Regions from separate parts of the Homo sapiens genome. Here regions 2 and 3 are each linked to region 1. Evidence: chromatin contacts called from ENCODE Hi-C data. All regions are on one chromosome and are shown on one strand. The core of a region is the stretch at or near the end of the contact, and the rest is flanking DNA. Distances in the headings are between cores, read along the strand shown. Region 1 holds the start of PCNA-AS1 (PCNA antisense RNA 1). Region 2 holds the start of SOX12 (SRY-box transcription factor 12). Region 3 holds the start of STK35 (serine/threonine kinase 35).

The links. A loop is a pair of places that touch in the nucleus more often than their neighbours do. Pooled maps may share reads with other maps.
Region 2: a loop to region 1 is called in a map of HepG2, with 14 times the contacts of the local background. The contact joins the promoter of SOX12 here to the promoter of PCNA-AS1 in region 1. A Hi-C loop is called at or near these places in 1 of 168 maps with a recorded cell type or tissue (HepG2), 1 of 37 single-sample maps with no recorded cell type and 9 of 50 pooled maps.
Region 3: a map of naive thymus-derived CD4-positive, alpha-beta T cell shows a loop between it and region 1 (16-fold over the local background). The contact joins the promoter of STK35 here to the promoter of PCNA-AS1 in region 1. A Hi-C loop is called at or near these places in 1 of 168 maps with a recorded cell type or tissue (naive thymus-derived CD4-positive, alpha-beta T cell), 3 of 37 single-sample maps with no recorded cell type and 12 of 50 pooled maps.

Annotation. Positions count from the first base shown.
Region 1 is chr20:5,117,509-5,122,198 of GRCh38, reverse strand. It overlaps PCNA-AS1 (PCNA antisense RNA 1), which reads right to left and starts at 2,613. Exons shown (of 1, transcript NR_028370.1): 1 at 2,230-2,613. PCNA (proliferating cell nuclear antigen) reads left to right here and starts at 2,241. Exons shown (of 6, transcript NM_182649.2): 1 at 2,241-2,621; 2 at 3,333-3,430; 3 at 3,522-3,589; 4 at 4,535-4,690. The coding sequence starts at 2,401. It overlaps LOC124900464 (small nucleolar RNA SNORA26), which reads left to right and starts at 660; the gene lies at 660-782. RefSeq lists enhancers at 1,708-2,157, 2,288-2,457, 1,906-2,786, 2,898-3,047, 2,787-3,667 and a silencer at 2,648-2,707.
Region 2 is chr20:323,612-328,301 of GRCh38, reverse strand. It overlaps SOX12 (SRY-box transcription factor 12), which reads right to left and starts at 2,750. Exons shown (of 1, transcript NM_006943.4): 1 at 1-2,750. The coding sequence starts at 2,377. The coding sequence ends at 1,430. NRSN2-AS1 (NRSN2 antisense RNA 1) reads left to right here and starts at 3,050. Exons shown (of 3, transcript NR_109990.1): 1 at 3,050-3,160. RefSeq lists silencers at 1,621-2,110, 2,131-2,190, 2,261-2,640, 2,751-3,060, 3,621-3,880 and 2 more.
Region 3 is chr20:2,099,731-2,104,420 of GRCh38, reverse strand. It overlaps STK35 (serine/threonine kinase 35), which reads right to left and starts at 2,594. Exons shown (of 4, transcript NM_080836.4): 1 at 2,246-2,594; 2 at 1,056-1,653. The coding sequence starts at 2,539. RefSeq lists silencers at 1,179-1,228, 1,249-1,778, 2,069-2,118, 2,129-2,418, 2,519-2,708 and an enhancer at 865-1,833.

The sequences.
Region 1 (4,690 bases), core at 1,364-3,863:
ACCAACCTGGCCAACATGGCAAAACCCCGTCTCTACTAAAAATACAAAAATTAGCCAGGTGTGATGGCGCATGCCTGTAATCCTAGCTATTCAGGAGGCTGAGGCATGAGAATTGCTTGAACCCAGGAGGCGGAGATTGCGGTTAGCCAAGATCACACCACTGCACTCCAGCCTGGGTGATAGAGTGAGACTCTGTCTCAGAAAAAAAAAAAAGAAAAAGAAAAAGAAAAAAAAAAAGAAATTCTAAGTGATAAAGCATTGTGTAACAGTTTGAGGCTGGGCACAGTGGCTCATGCCTGTAATCTCACACTTTGGGAGACCGATTGGGAAGATTGCTTGAGCCCAGGAGTTGGAGACCAGCCAGAGCGACATAGTGGGACCTTCTCTCTACAAAAACATTTAAAAATTAGCCAGGTACAGTGGTGCACCCCTGTAGTCCCAGCTATTTGGGAGGTGGCAAGAGGATCTCTCGAGCCTAGAAGTTGGAGGTGGCAGTGAGTAGTCATCTTGCCACTGCACTCCAGCCTGGGTGTCAAAGGGAGACTCCCCTCTCTAGAAAATAATAAAAAAAAAAGTTTGACAGTTTTCTTGCTTGTGCTACATAAAATAATGGTACATATTACAATTGAAGGCATCTTATAATAGAAATGCCCTTTCCTGTTCCCTTTTAAGGCTGACCCAGTGCTTTAAGAGGCTGATACAGAAGGGTAAAGTTAAGTCTCCACAAAATCCAGGGAAGAGACTGTGAAACTCATCTTAGAACCTTGTATGGAGTCACAGCTGAACTAGGAAAAAAAAAAAAAAAAAAAAAAGGAAAGAAAGGCATTCCAGAGATAAAGAATAGACTAAGGAGAGGAGATATTTGAAGCCATAATGATTGAGAATATGTCAGACTTGAAATGAATCTTCAGTTCCCTCAACAAGACAAATAAAACTAACTCCATACCTAGATACATGGTAGAAAAACTAAAGAATTCTGCTGACCAAGGTATTAAAAGTAACTAAAGAGAAGTGGTGTGAAGAAAGCAAGAGAGAAACAACAAATCCTGTCCATCCTGTAACAATTGAAAATTTCTGGCTGGGCGTGGTGGCTCACGCCTGTAATCCCAGCACTTTGAGAGGCCGAGGCAGGTGGATCACCTCAGGTCAGGTGTTCAAGACCAGCCTGGCCAACATGGTGAAACCCCGTCTCTACTAAAAAAAAATAATAATAATAATACAAAAATTAGCCGGGGGTGGTGGTAGGCACCTGTAATCCCAGATACTCGGGAGGCTGAGGCAGGAGACTCACTTGAACCTGGGAGGCGGAGGTTGCAATGAGCTGAGATCGCGCCACTGTACTCCAGCCTGGATGACAGAGCAGGACTCCATCTCAAAAAGAAAGGAAAAGAAAAGAAAAAATATTAAATGTGTACGCTCTTTGACTCAGCTGTATTACTTCAAGGAGTTGATATCACCAAAATTGCCTAAGTGCTCAAAGGTGTTTGTAGTTAAACAACAGGAGATTGATAAATTATGTTATATACATGTGATGCTATGTTTTAAAGAGGTACTGATATGATAAAAGATGTACGTGGCATAAAATTAAATGTACTTTATTAAGTACTTTTCCAAGTGTTTACGGAATGAGTGCATTTTTGAAAAAAAAAAAGTGTATTCGAACTTTTAAAAAAGCTTTAAAAGCTTTATACAATGAACGATTGAGTGATTATAAGAGCTGGCGGGGGAATGTTAAGAGGATGATAGGGAGCTAAGTTTAACAGAACAATTCACCTCTTTATCTTGTGACACCTACGAGCGCATCAATTCTGTAATTGAAAAATAAAGTGCATATTTGCAGCAGCTGTACTCTCTTCAGGCTGCAAGGAGGCTTTTCCTCCCGGTAGGCTTGATTTGCATTTCACTTTCACTTTCGTGGCTGGAAACTTTCTACCCACGTAGTGGGAGGCTGAGGAGCCACCATAAAGCTGGGGCTTGACGAGCCGGGACCGGGACCCGATCTCCACATATGCCCGGACTTGTTCTGCGGCCGGGTTCAGGAGTCAAAGAGGCGGGGAGACCTGCGCGACGCTGCCCCGCCCTGCGCCCGCTTCCTCCAATGTATGCTCTAGGGGGCGGGCCTCGCGGGGAGCATGGACACGATTGGCCCTAAAGTCTTCCCCGCAAGGCCGTGGGCTGGACAGCGTGGTGACGTCGCAACGCGGCGCAGGGTGAGAGCGCGCGCTTGCGGACGCGGCGGCATTAAACGGTTGCAGGCGTAGCAGAGTGGTCGTTGTCTTTCTAGGTCTCAGCCGGTCGTCGCGACGTTCGCCCGCTCGCTCTGAGGCTCCTGAAGCCGAAACCAGCTAGACTTTCCTCCTTCCCGCCTGCCTGTAGCGGCGTTGTTGCCACTCCGCCACCATGTTCGAGGCGCGCCTGGTCCAGGGCTCCATCCTCAAGAAGGTGTTGGAGGCACTCAAGGACCTCATCAACGAGGCCTGCTGGGATATTAGCTCCAGCGGTGTAAACCTGCAGAGCATGGACTCGTCCCACGTCTCTTTGGTGCAGCTCACCCTGCGGTCTGAGGGCTTCGACACCTACCGCTGCGACCGCAACCTGGCCATGGGCGTGAACCTCACCAGGTGAGCCTCGCGGCCCCGGGAAGCCGGCCCCGGCCCGCCTGCACCTCCGGTGCTTGGCGGGAGCGCTTTCGAGCCTAGCCCTCATTGGCTGGCGTGGGCCATCCGCGCCTTCTCATTGGCCTGCCACGCAGTGGGGTGGGGCCCAGCTGAGCGCGCGGTTCGGAAAAGCCCGCGCTGGCTGCTGCGCGAACCTGCTTTTTCGCGCCAAAGTCACAAAGCGGGTGGTGGCGGGAAAATCAAGGGTTTTTCCGCAGTGCCAGGAACACTGTTCCAGGGCTCTTTGCTCACTAAATCCTGTTGGCCTTGAATGGACGCTTTAGCTGTGGCTTTCTTGTTTCTGAGACGGTCTCGGTGTGTTGCCCGGGCTGGTCTCCAACTTCTGGGCTCAAGCGATCCTCCCGGCTCAGTCGCGGTTGACTTTAAATGCTTTATAATGCCCTTGCGAGAAATGTGGCAGCCTGTCATCCTACTTAGTGGCAGGAGATTGTTTCTATCCAGAAGGGACACTGCTGGTGGTATTTTAGTATAAATACTGCCAGATGCGTCCCAAAACGTCTGCATTAATAATGGCATCCTCCAGCAGTCCGCTTACCCTCCACCAGTTCTGAGACGGCCTGATGGGTGAGAGTGGTAACCCCTTCTAACCGCGTTCGAAATACAGCCCTTCAGCAGACGGCGTTGATTTTAAAGCATGTGTCTCCTGTCTTCTAGTATGTCCAAAATACTAAAATGCGCCGGCAATGAAGATATCATTACACTAAGGGCCGAAGATAACGCGGATACCTTGGCGCTAGTATTTGAAGCACCAAGTAAGTCGTACCTTTTTACCGAGTCACGAAGCTACAGAAAATCAAAACTCTGTGTCAGTATTTCTCAAAAGCATCTGCTTTCTTTTGGTAGACCAGGAGAAAGTTTCAGACTATGAAATGAAGTTGATGGATTTAGATGTTGAACAACTTGGAATTCCAGTGAGTATCAGTTTCTCATTGTAGAGAGTGCTGTACACAGGCACGATAGTTATGTCATAGAATGTTTGTTTATTTTTACAGACAGGGTCTTGGCTCTGTTGCCCAGGCTGGAGTGCAGTAGTGCCATATAGCTCTCTCTAACCTGGGATTCCTGGGCTCAAGCAGTCCTCTTGCCTTAGTCTCCTAAGTGGCTAGGAAGGACTACGGGCCTGTCCCACCACACCTGGCTAATTTTTTCATTTTTGTGTGTGGGCGTGGGGGCAGTCTTGCCCAGGCTGGTCTGGAACTCCTGGCCTCAAGTGATCCTCCTCCGTCAAGATATGTTAATATAATTTAAGCCTACTTCATAACAACTTTTTCTAGAAATATATCTACTGGTGCATGTTTCAAAGAGAGATTTTAGTATTTGGATAGTTGTTCACCACAAGTCTAAAACTCACAGGTTAAATTTATTGTTTACTGCCAGTTGTCTATTTGCATTAACTTCCATGAACCTCTTTTAAAATTTGTTTCCTTCTAGAATGCTTGCTTTTTATTAAGTGGATTTTAAAGCTGACTTGGAAGAAATTTATCCAGGTTAGGTTTATAAACACCAAAGGAGAGAAGAAATGTTTGAATGTTGAAAATGCCTAATATATTCTCTTGCTTTCTTTTAGAAAGTAGTTAGGCCTGCTTGCGCCATCATGATTTCTGTGCCATACTCTAATGTTCTCTTACTTTATCCCTGGAGGATGAGGAGGAGGAGGCTCTTGTTCCCTGGATGGTGCATTTAATAGCCATTTATTTTTTTGAGTGGAGTTTGTTAAGAAATTACGCAAGTCATATTTTAAAGTAATCAGAAAATATTGATTCTGAGTTGTTTAGGTGTTGCCTTTTAAGAAAGTGAGGGTGCCAAATCATTAAATTTCTAACAATTAACTTTTGGAAAATTTTTGTTCTTAATAGGAACAGGAGTACAGCTGTGTAGTAAAGATGCCTTCTGGTGAATTTGCACGTATATGCCGAGATCTCAGCCATATTGGAGATGCTGTTGTAATTTCCTGTGCAAAAGACGGAGTGAAATTTTCTGCAAGTGGAGAACTTGGAAATGGAAACATTAAA
Region 2 (4,690 bases), core at 1,501-4,000, 4.8 Mb after region 1:
GAGGGCAAGGGGGGTGTGGGGAGGCCGGAGGGGCGGGGCGGGGCAGAGAGATGGCGGCGTGAGAGGGGCCACAGCAACAGGGACAGGGCTCCCGAGGGCACCCTGAACTGGACACAACTTCCTCCTAACAGCAGCGTTCTCCCCATTTCTCACGTGGAAAAACCGAGGTGCAAACGGCCCATCACTACTCGGAATCCATTCTCAGTCTCACTGGCCAAGTCGATGGTCTCTCCCAAACCAGATGTTTAAAAGCGAGAGTCTTCCTGCCATCACATCTGCTCTCCACGCCTCAGTCCCAAACCCCTAGCACCAAAGTGCCTCAGTTTTTCCCGCTGTATACTGCAGCTTGAGTACTGAGGGTGGACCTGGGTGACAGGAAGGGCCGGTGCGCTCAGGGAGGAGCCCAGGTTGCGGGTGCCCTGAGGTGAGGGGGCACTTCCCAGGAGGGGGTGGGGAAGGTGCAGCAGGGATCCTGTCCCCAGACAGACTGGTAAGGTGCCTTGGTTTTTAGTTTTCTTGGGTGGTCCCTTCCTCTACTGCTGGATTTCCAGAGAAAGACCTTACCTCTCAATTCCCAGTTGGGGGGAAAAAGGGACGTATAGGTAGGCTGTAGAGGCAGCCACGCGACCGGAGAGGTGGTGCGCGTGGGTGTAGGAGACCCCATACCGGAAAAGGGGCTATGCCACTTGGGAGAGTTTCAGGCCCAAACCAACCCTTCCGAGTGCTCCTCCCATTAAGGCAGCGACGCCCCGTTGGCTGGAGAGGAAACCTAGGGCTCCCGGATCAAAGGATTTCCCAGGATCGCTCTACACTCGCCCCCGCTTTTGCCCGGAGCGGGCGAAGAGTGCGGCTCCGCTGGGACCAGCCCCCTCCTCCCCAGAAGCATTAAGCATGCGCACGAAGGGGGTGGGCCCCAGCGGAGGGGCGGGCCCTAGCGCTCCGGGGATAAAAGGGGTGCGCCCCTCCCCCCAGGGAAGGGAGGGGCGCAGGAGGCGCGTGCGTTGCCACCCGGCCGCATCGCCCCCCTAACCCAGAGAAGGCGGGCCGGGCGAGGGAGGAGAGATTCCGGAGCAAAGGAGGGGGCGGGTCCTCCGGCCACGAGGAGGGGCGTGTGCAAAAGGGGGGAGGGGTGCAGGTCTGTAGGAGAGGACGGGAGGTGTATCGGAGGGGGCTGGCTGCTGGTGGCTGTGCAGGAGGGGGCGACGTGGGGAGGGGCTTGGGTGTCGGGGAAGGGGTGGGGGTTGGGCTGCCTTGGGGTGTGTCTGCGGGGGAGGGGCATGTCTGGATCTGAGGGGGGATGGGCACGTCCAGGAGGGGGCAGGCTGCGCGGGAGATGGGGTGCCAGCCTCGGCCTCCGAGGGGCCCCAATACCTGATTCCTGTATGTAAACAGCTGGTTTGGGGGCGTGCGCGCCCCGCTGACGGTGGGCTCAGTAGGTGAAAACCAGGTCTGCGATGCTAGACGGGCGCCAGTCCCCCGCGATCATCTCGGTAACCTCGGGGGTGCAGTAGTCCGGGAACTCGAAGTGCGACGTGCCCGAGGGAGGCTGCAGGTCCGGGTCGCGATCCAGGGCGCTGCAGTCCAGGCCGGCCGGGCCAGGGGGCAGCCTGGACAGAAAGCCCAGCGACTCCTCCCCCGACGCCACCGTCTCCTCTTCACCTTCCTCAGCCGCTGCCGCCTCCTCCTCCTCTTCCTCCGGCTCCTCGTCCTCCGACGGTGTCGGGGAGGCGGCGGCGGCGGCGGCCGCCCCCTCGCCCGACGGCCCTTGGGCGCGCTCCGCTTGTCCCCGAGCGGCCCGTCCCGCCGGGACCATCCTCCACAGCTCCCGCCCCGGGGTCTCGACCAGGCGCACTTCCAGCAGCTCCTCGTCGTCGTCTTCATCGTCGTCCTCGGGCGCCGCCGCCCCGCCCCCCAAAGGCCCTCCCGCTGCTCGGCGGCCCCCGCGGCCAGGCAGCTGCGGCCCGGGCTTGAGCCGGCTGCCGCCACCGCTACCACCGGGGGGGCGGGGCCGCGCCTTGGCGGGCGCCCCCTTGCTCTTTTTGCGCGGCCGGTACTTGTAGTCCGGGTAATCCGCCATGTGCTTGAGCCGCAGCCGCTCCGCCTCCCGCACGAACGGGATCTTCTCCGAGTCCTGCAGCAGCTGCCAGCGGCGGCCCAGGCGCTTGGAGATCTCGGCGTTGTGCATGTCGGGCCACTGGTCCATGATCTTCCGCCGTTCGTGCTGCGACCACACCATGAATGCGTTCATCGGCCTCTTGATGTGGCCGCTCGGGGTCTTGCACCAGCCGGGCTCGCGCGCCCCCTCCTCGGCCGGCCCGGGTCCCGGGGGCGGCGGCCCGCCGTCCCGCTTGGCCCTCGCGCCCCGCTGCTGCACCATCGCGCCTGGGCCCGGGGCCGCTAGACGCCGCCGGGGGCCGTCCGCATCCTCCGCGGCTGGGGGTGGGGGAGGAGGCAGCGGCGACGGAGGGGCGGCCCCGCCCCGCGGCTCGGCCCGGCCCCCGCGAACTGGGGAGCGAGGAGCTGGGCGCTCGGGCCCAACGGACGGCGGGGGGAGAAGGTCAGCGCGGTCTCAGGCGGGCTCGGCGCGCCCCCGCCGCCTCCGGCAAGTTGCGTCCTGGCTCACAACACACATTGTTTTGCGGGGGCCGAGGAATCGCACCCTCCGGGCCCCCGCGGGCTCTTCCTGCAGCCTCTGGCTCCGCCGCGGCCCGCGCGCGCCGCTCCCCGCCCGGCCGCCGACGCCTTTCAGTGTCTTTCTCCCCGCGCGGCCCCGCCGGCGCGCGCACCACCCCTCCCCCTCGCCGTCTGCGGGCCGCTGCGGCGCGCGCGGGGCCGCCCCGTGTAAACACCGAGGTGCCCGCTTGGGCTGCGGCCGGGCCCCGCCTCGCGCTCGGGCGCCGCGTCACCCGTTGCTGGGCAGAGAAGCCGGTATTTGCATCTCCCAATCGCTGGCCGCCGGAGCGGGGCGGGGCTCGGGCTGCGGGGCTGGGCGGTCTCGCGGCTAGGATTGGGGGAGACCGGCGAGATCGGTTTCTTTTCTTAGGTTAGGGGTTGGAGGAAGGGTAGGGGACGCGAGCCTGCTTCCATCTGACGCTGGACGCTTGTCCCTGCCCCGCGTTGCCTTTTAAATTTTAGCTCATTCCGAGACACCTGCCGTCAGGTAGGATTTCCGCCCTTTCCTCTTTCAGGGACGTCTTTTCGGACCATCCCAGAAGAGAATTTGGGGGGCCCAAGACTCAGGAAAGCTTCTTAAGGGGACGAACTCAGGTTGTCGTAGATGTTGCCCCCCGCCTACTACACACAGGGTCCGACCACATATGGGACCAGCAAATGCTTTTGGACCTAGTGAACAAATCCCTTTCTCATATATATGTATATTTAATCTCGTTCGAAGCTCCATAAGAATCCGGAGGGAGAAGGGAATATGATAATATGATGCCCAGTTTCCAAATAGGAAGCACCGAGGACACGCAGACTAGGATTCGATTCCCAGGCTCGCGGTCCCAGCTGTCTCTCCCCTGCTCAGCACCAAGGGCCGCGGGGCACCTCGCCTGCCAGCCAAAGGTCCTGAGCTGGGCGGACTTCCCGCTTTTCACAAACCGCAGGCGACATTCGAGGATGCGTGGGTGCGCCATTCCCAGGTCCTACCCCACCCCGTAGCCTGCCCGGTGCCCGACTTGGGCGCGTCGCCCCACCCAAGCCTGGAGAAGCGTGCAGGGGCACGGGGCGGAGCCAGTCCTGGGGGCGTGGCCGGGTGGCCGGCACGAGGCGCGTGGCGGGGAGGGGCCGCGCGCTCCCGGCTCACCACGTGTGAGCCAGTTCGGGCACCACTGGGCGTGTGCCGCCCCTGGGGGAGGTCACCTTCACGGCGTCGTGAGCATGGGCGATGGGAGGGGGCGCTGAGGCCTCGCCCTTGGGAAGCAGGAGCTGGGAGGTGCCCGGATTAGGGTCTTTAAGGTGGCATTCCGCTGGGGCGTAGCGGGCATGGTTTGGGGCTAGGAGAATGCGCCTCTGGCGGTACAGCTCACCCACTTCTGGACGAGCGAAGGCCAAGAGCCGAGCTTGAGGGTGTGGGGCGGGGAGGAAGGACCGAGGTGCGGCTCCGCGGCGCGGGGGGCGGGGTGGGGGTGGTGGGGAGAAAGAAATTGGAGCATCCCTGGAGGGAGGGGGCGACTCTTAAAGGCACAGGGTGCTTGGAAGAGGAGGCCCTGCTCCCGTCCAAACGGTCCCTCCGCCTTTCAGAAGCTGAGATCTGGAAAAGCCTACGTGTAAAACCTTTACATCTGCAGCCTGAGCAGTCTACCCGATGGAGTCACACTTCCTGAGTTCACATTCCCAGTCCCTCCTTTTCCTTATCCTGAAAATGGGGATAATTCAGTTTCTCCCTCACATGGTGGTTTTACAGATTAAATGAGATAATGCATGTAAACACATCCTGATACCTAGGCAATGTTCAATAAAACTTATGATAGACGGGACGCGGTGGCTCACACCTGTAATCCCAGCACTTTGGGAAGCCAAGGCGGGCGGATCATTTGAGGTCAGAAGTTCGAGATCCGCCTGGCCGATATGGTGAAACCTTGTCTCTACTAAAAGTACAAAATAATGAGTCAGGCTTGGTGACGCGTACCTGTAATCCCAGCTACTCAGGAGACTGAGGTATGAGAATCGCTTGAACCTAGGAGGCGGA
Region 3 (4,690 bases), core at 1,345-3,844, 3.0 Mb after region 1:
TTCTAAGCCTTAGTTTATTTATAGAAAAAGGATAGAATTTACTTTTGAAGTTATTACCTAAAAATTACTTCAGCACTGAGACCACAGCTGGGACTCGGATTAGTAAACTTTCTTCCCCTGGATCCTCCTGCCTCGGAAAGTCTCCTCAAACTTTCTACCGCCTCTCTCCTCTCCAAGCAGACACTTAGCTACTGGTAGTATGAAAAAGGCTTGTGAGTACTGAGTAGTTAGGATGAATACATTCCCTAACTGCAGTTAAAACCCGGAAACTAAGATAATTAGTTCCTCCAGGACTGCAAGACCTCTTGCCTCAATGTACCCCATTTTCCTTTTAAGTAAAACCACTTCCCAGCCAGCCTCTGAGGTTAAGAAAAAGATTAAGAATGTAAAACGGAGGGAAAAGATGCCGGATGCTTTGTTATGTGACAGCTCTCAGGCCACCTGTGAGGGTTGTCAGCCTGCACCCCTCAGAGGACCAAGCCAGAAGACAGTCAGTTTGCTCGGCTGCCTGGGATGAAGGGCCGGGGGCCTCAGAGGAAAAGGCAGACGAGGAAGCCACAGGAGTTTGGGGGTTGGAGCTGGAGGGTGTCAGGAAACTTGGAACCAGACAGGGAGAGGGTGTGGGTGGGTCCAGTCAAGTTTTTTCTTTTTGTTTGTTTTGGGAGGGAAAGAGAGAGGCCCTCGGGGGTGAGGAGGCTCCGCAGTTCTGCTACTAACTGAACCCGACCCCTCCTCCACTCCCCCAACCGATCTTAAAAATAGAAGACGTTTAATAACCATAGCTCGCAATTCTTGAGCACTTATTAAGTTAATGGTTAGCACTTAAACGAGCTCTTGTTATGGAAACACCAGCCAACTTTAGGCCCAGGGACTGATCTTAGGACCTGAGAAGAGAGGGCCGAATGCCTGGGCCCAGGAAAGGAGGGTGTGTCAGGGCACAGGGTGACAGGGACCAGGTCTGAGGCCTAGGAAGGCCAGGAACAGTGTGGGCCAAGCCGTCCGGAGAGCAGGGGGTCCAGGCCCTGCGTGGGTGGAAAGGCCCGCGGTGCTCCTACCTTTCAGCGAGGTCTCCACCAGGCGCAGGTAAAGCTGCGAGCTCTTGTTGCCGTGACTCATGCGCTGGGCTAACCCATTGCGCTGCAGGACGCACTCCTCAAACTGCACGACGTTCTGGTGGCGCCGCTTGAGGCTGGTGAGGGCCCAGAATTCAGCCAGCGCCAGCTCCACGTTCTCGGGGGCGTCGCAGCGGATCTTCTTGACCGCCACCCGGGCCCCGCTGCGCCCGGCCACTGCCTCATAAACCACGCCGTAGCTGCCGCGCCCGATCTCCGCCAACAGGCTGTAACGCGGCCGCGCGGACCCGCCACCGCCCTCAGGCCGTCGCCGCGCCAGGAAGGCCTCGCCCGGGGCCTCGGCCGCCACCGGATCCATGGCCCGGGCCGCCGCCGCCGGCCTCAGCTTCGTGCTGGGCGCCCGCGGCACTGGGCTTCGCCTTTTCCGCTCCGGGCTTTGTGTACCTCTGCGGGCGCCGTCCTTCCCCGTTTCCATGGCTGCGGGCGGCGGGGGGAGCAGCAACGGCGCTGCCCGGGCCCCCCCTGCCTCATCCCTCCGTCCGGCCCTGGGACGCGGAGGAGCCGGACCTTGGATTGTGACCTGCGGGCGAAAGAATCGGTTAAACGGCCAGGCCAAGGCGGGGAGGCCAGGAGCGTAGGCCGCGGGGCGTCCCACCTCCTCCTCCCCCGGCCGCCGCGGCCCCTTTAAGACGGAAGCCACCGCCGCTGATTGAACGGGGGAGGGGAGGGGAAAGCGGGAAAGACCGAACCACTGGGCAGCAGCTCAGAGGGGGAACCGGAAAGAAAAGCACAAACTCTCCGCTCTCTCTGTTAGCTTGTCATGTAGCGATAGGAAAAAGAAGAGCCAGCAAGCTTCACGCCTTCTGAAAACCGCTTAGAGACGCGATTTGGCCGGCGGAAATATTTTTCTTTGCTTGGCCCCCTCTGTGACGCTCCTCCCCGCGCCCCGCCTTGTGTTCGCCCGGGTGTAAACAGTCCATTGAATTAAGCCCTAGCGGAGCCCAGCGGACCGACCCAAGTCCCCGAGGGCGACGGGTAGAAGGGATTGGCTGAAAAGTTCGGCTTCTCGGAGTGCGACTGGCCGAGGACCCGATTTCCCTTCCCAAGCGCGGAGGCAGTGGCAGTAACTCCAGCCTCGGCGCTGGCCTTCAGTCCTCCAACGGCGCCCTTACCTGGCCCGCGCACCTCCACTTCCGGGCGGCCCGTTTCCCCCCTGGAGCCCCTGCCTGGGGATGGTCCGCTCCGGGCCCGGGCTGCCTCCGGGACCGAGCAGCGCGGGAGGTGGCGGCCCGAGCCCGGCGTGTAGCGGATCCTTCTGCTGCCGCGGCGCTCGCTGGGGAAGCCTGGGCTCCTAGGCTCCCGTGGCTTTCCACGTGTTCGCGCCAGCTGAGCCCTTTACATAACCTCTTTACATAAGCTGCACCTCCCGCCGGCGCCCGGGCCAGCGGAGACTCCTGGTGGCCCATCCCCCGGGACGCCAGCCGAGTGAGCCCTGCACCGCCCGGTCCTGCAAAGGTCGACGGAGCAGCCGCAGCCGAGCGCACCGGCACGCCTTGCCGGGACCCAATCACTGGCGAGAACACCCAGCCAACAAAAAATAGGCGCGAAATTCCCGTGATCCGCGGCGGGCTCCGGGTCTCCGCAGCGGCCCGCGCATCACTATCCCTTCTCGCCTGATCTGCGTGAAGACCAACCGTCCGCAGTAGGCGCCTAATAAATACTGACTGGGTGATTGTCTTGGTCGTTTGATTCATAGCTCTGTCCTGGGAACCTCAGGGACTGGGTTGGAATCCCGACCTTCCCTTCTACCAGCCCAGTGATCTTGTGCAAATCATTGACCCACCCTGAGCATCCGTTTATCTAATGATCCTCTGCAAAATGGATAGAATGGGCTTTAATTCCCAGGAATGATAGACCCAAATGAAATACCTAGATGGAGGCTAATTGGGTGTGGGGCTGTTAGTACCCAAAGCTCCCATTTAGGCACAGATTTTTGAATATTTTGTTCTGTATTTTGTATTCCAGTGTAGGCCTAGTGGGTGCCCAGTGTTTGTTAACTGAATCTACAGATGTTTATTGAACACCCGTAATGTGCTAGGCACCATTCCAAGTCGCTGGGGAAAGAGCAATAGACAAGGCAGTTTCTGCCTTGGTTGAGGTTCTGTGCCACTGCAGGAGACAAACCACATGGGTGGCCTTGGGCAAGTTAGTCAACCTTCTTGTGTATTTGTTCCTTACCTGTAAGAAGATCCACAGAGGTTATACAGGTAAAGCACTTAGGACAGCCTTGCACACAATGTTAAGTATTATTAAATAAATGCACAGGATAATTTTTGCCAGTGGTAAGTGTGATGGAGAAAAAGAATGAGCTAAAGAGTGCTCACTGGATACAGGCCATTTCTTATAATGTATTTGGTCGCTGAAAACCTCTTAACTTTTTTGTGATTAAATTTCAAATTTACACATAAATTTCAAGAATCGTAAAGATCATATACTTTTCCACTAGAATAACAAATTGTTATATTTTGCTGCATATCCATATCCTCTCGTGTATGTGTATATATACACACAAATACATATTGTGTGTGGATATCTATATGGTATATACCCCAAAAGAAAGGAAATCAGTATACGGTATATAGATATTCACACACACACATATATAATGTATATATTCTTTTTTACTACATCATTTTAGAGTTTCCAACATCAAACTCCTTTATCCTAAATATATGTGTGTGTTTCCTTAAAAAAAAGACATTATCTGGCATAATCTCAGTACAGTGGTCAAAAATCAGGAATTTTAACAATGATACAATTGTTTTATTTAATACACTCCATCCATATTTAAATTTTGCTAATGGTCCCAATAATGTCCTTTATAGCTATTCCCCAGGATCCAATTCAGGATCAGACGTTGCACTGAGTTGTCATGCCTCTTTAGTTTCTTTTAATCTGGAAGGGCAGTTAGTTATCCAGCCTTTCTTTGTCTTTCATGACCTTGACATTTTTGAAGAATACTGGCGAGTTATATTGTAGAATGTCCCTAAATTTTTATTCATCTGTGTTTTCTTATTAGTTTCAGAGTATCCATTTTTCTCTCCTCCCCCACCCCCCACCAACCCATCCCTTGCTATTCTGAGAGGGTATGCATTTTTTGGCAGGACTACTGCTGAAAAAAGTTGCCTCCTCAGGGCCTTTCATCAGGAGGCACATGGCATTGTGTTTGTCCCAGTATTCGTGGTGTTAACTTCCATCATTTGGTTGAGGTGGTGTAGGAGTAGTTACACTCTACCATAAAGTTACGATTTTTCCTTCTGTAACTATTAAGTATTCTGTGGGAAGATATTTTGAGACTATTTAAATATCCTCTTCTTTAGACTCTTACCCACTGGTTTCAGAATTCATGGTGATTCTTGCTTGAAACAATTATTACAGTTGCAAAATGGTGATCAGAAGGTCTTTTTAACCATAACCTTTTTTCTATTTCTGTGAAGAATGTCATTGGTATTTTGATAGGGATTGCATTGACTCTTTAGATTGCTTTGGGTAGTATGGACATTTTAACCAATGTTGATTCTTCCTATCCATGAACATGAAATATCTTTCCATTTTTT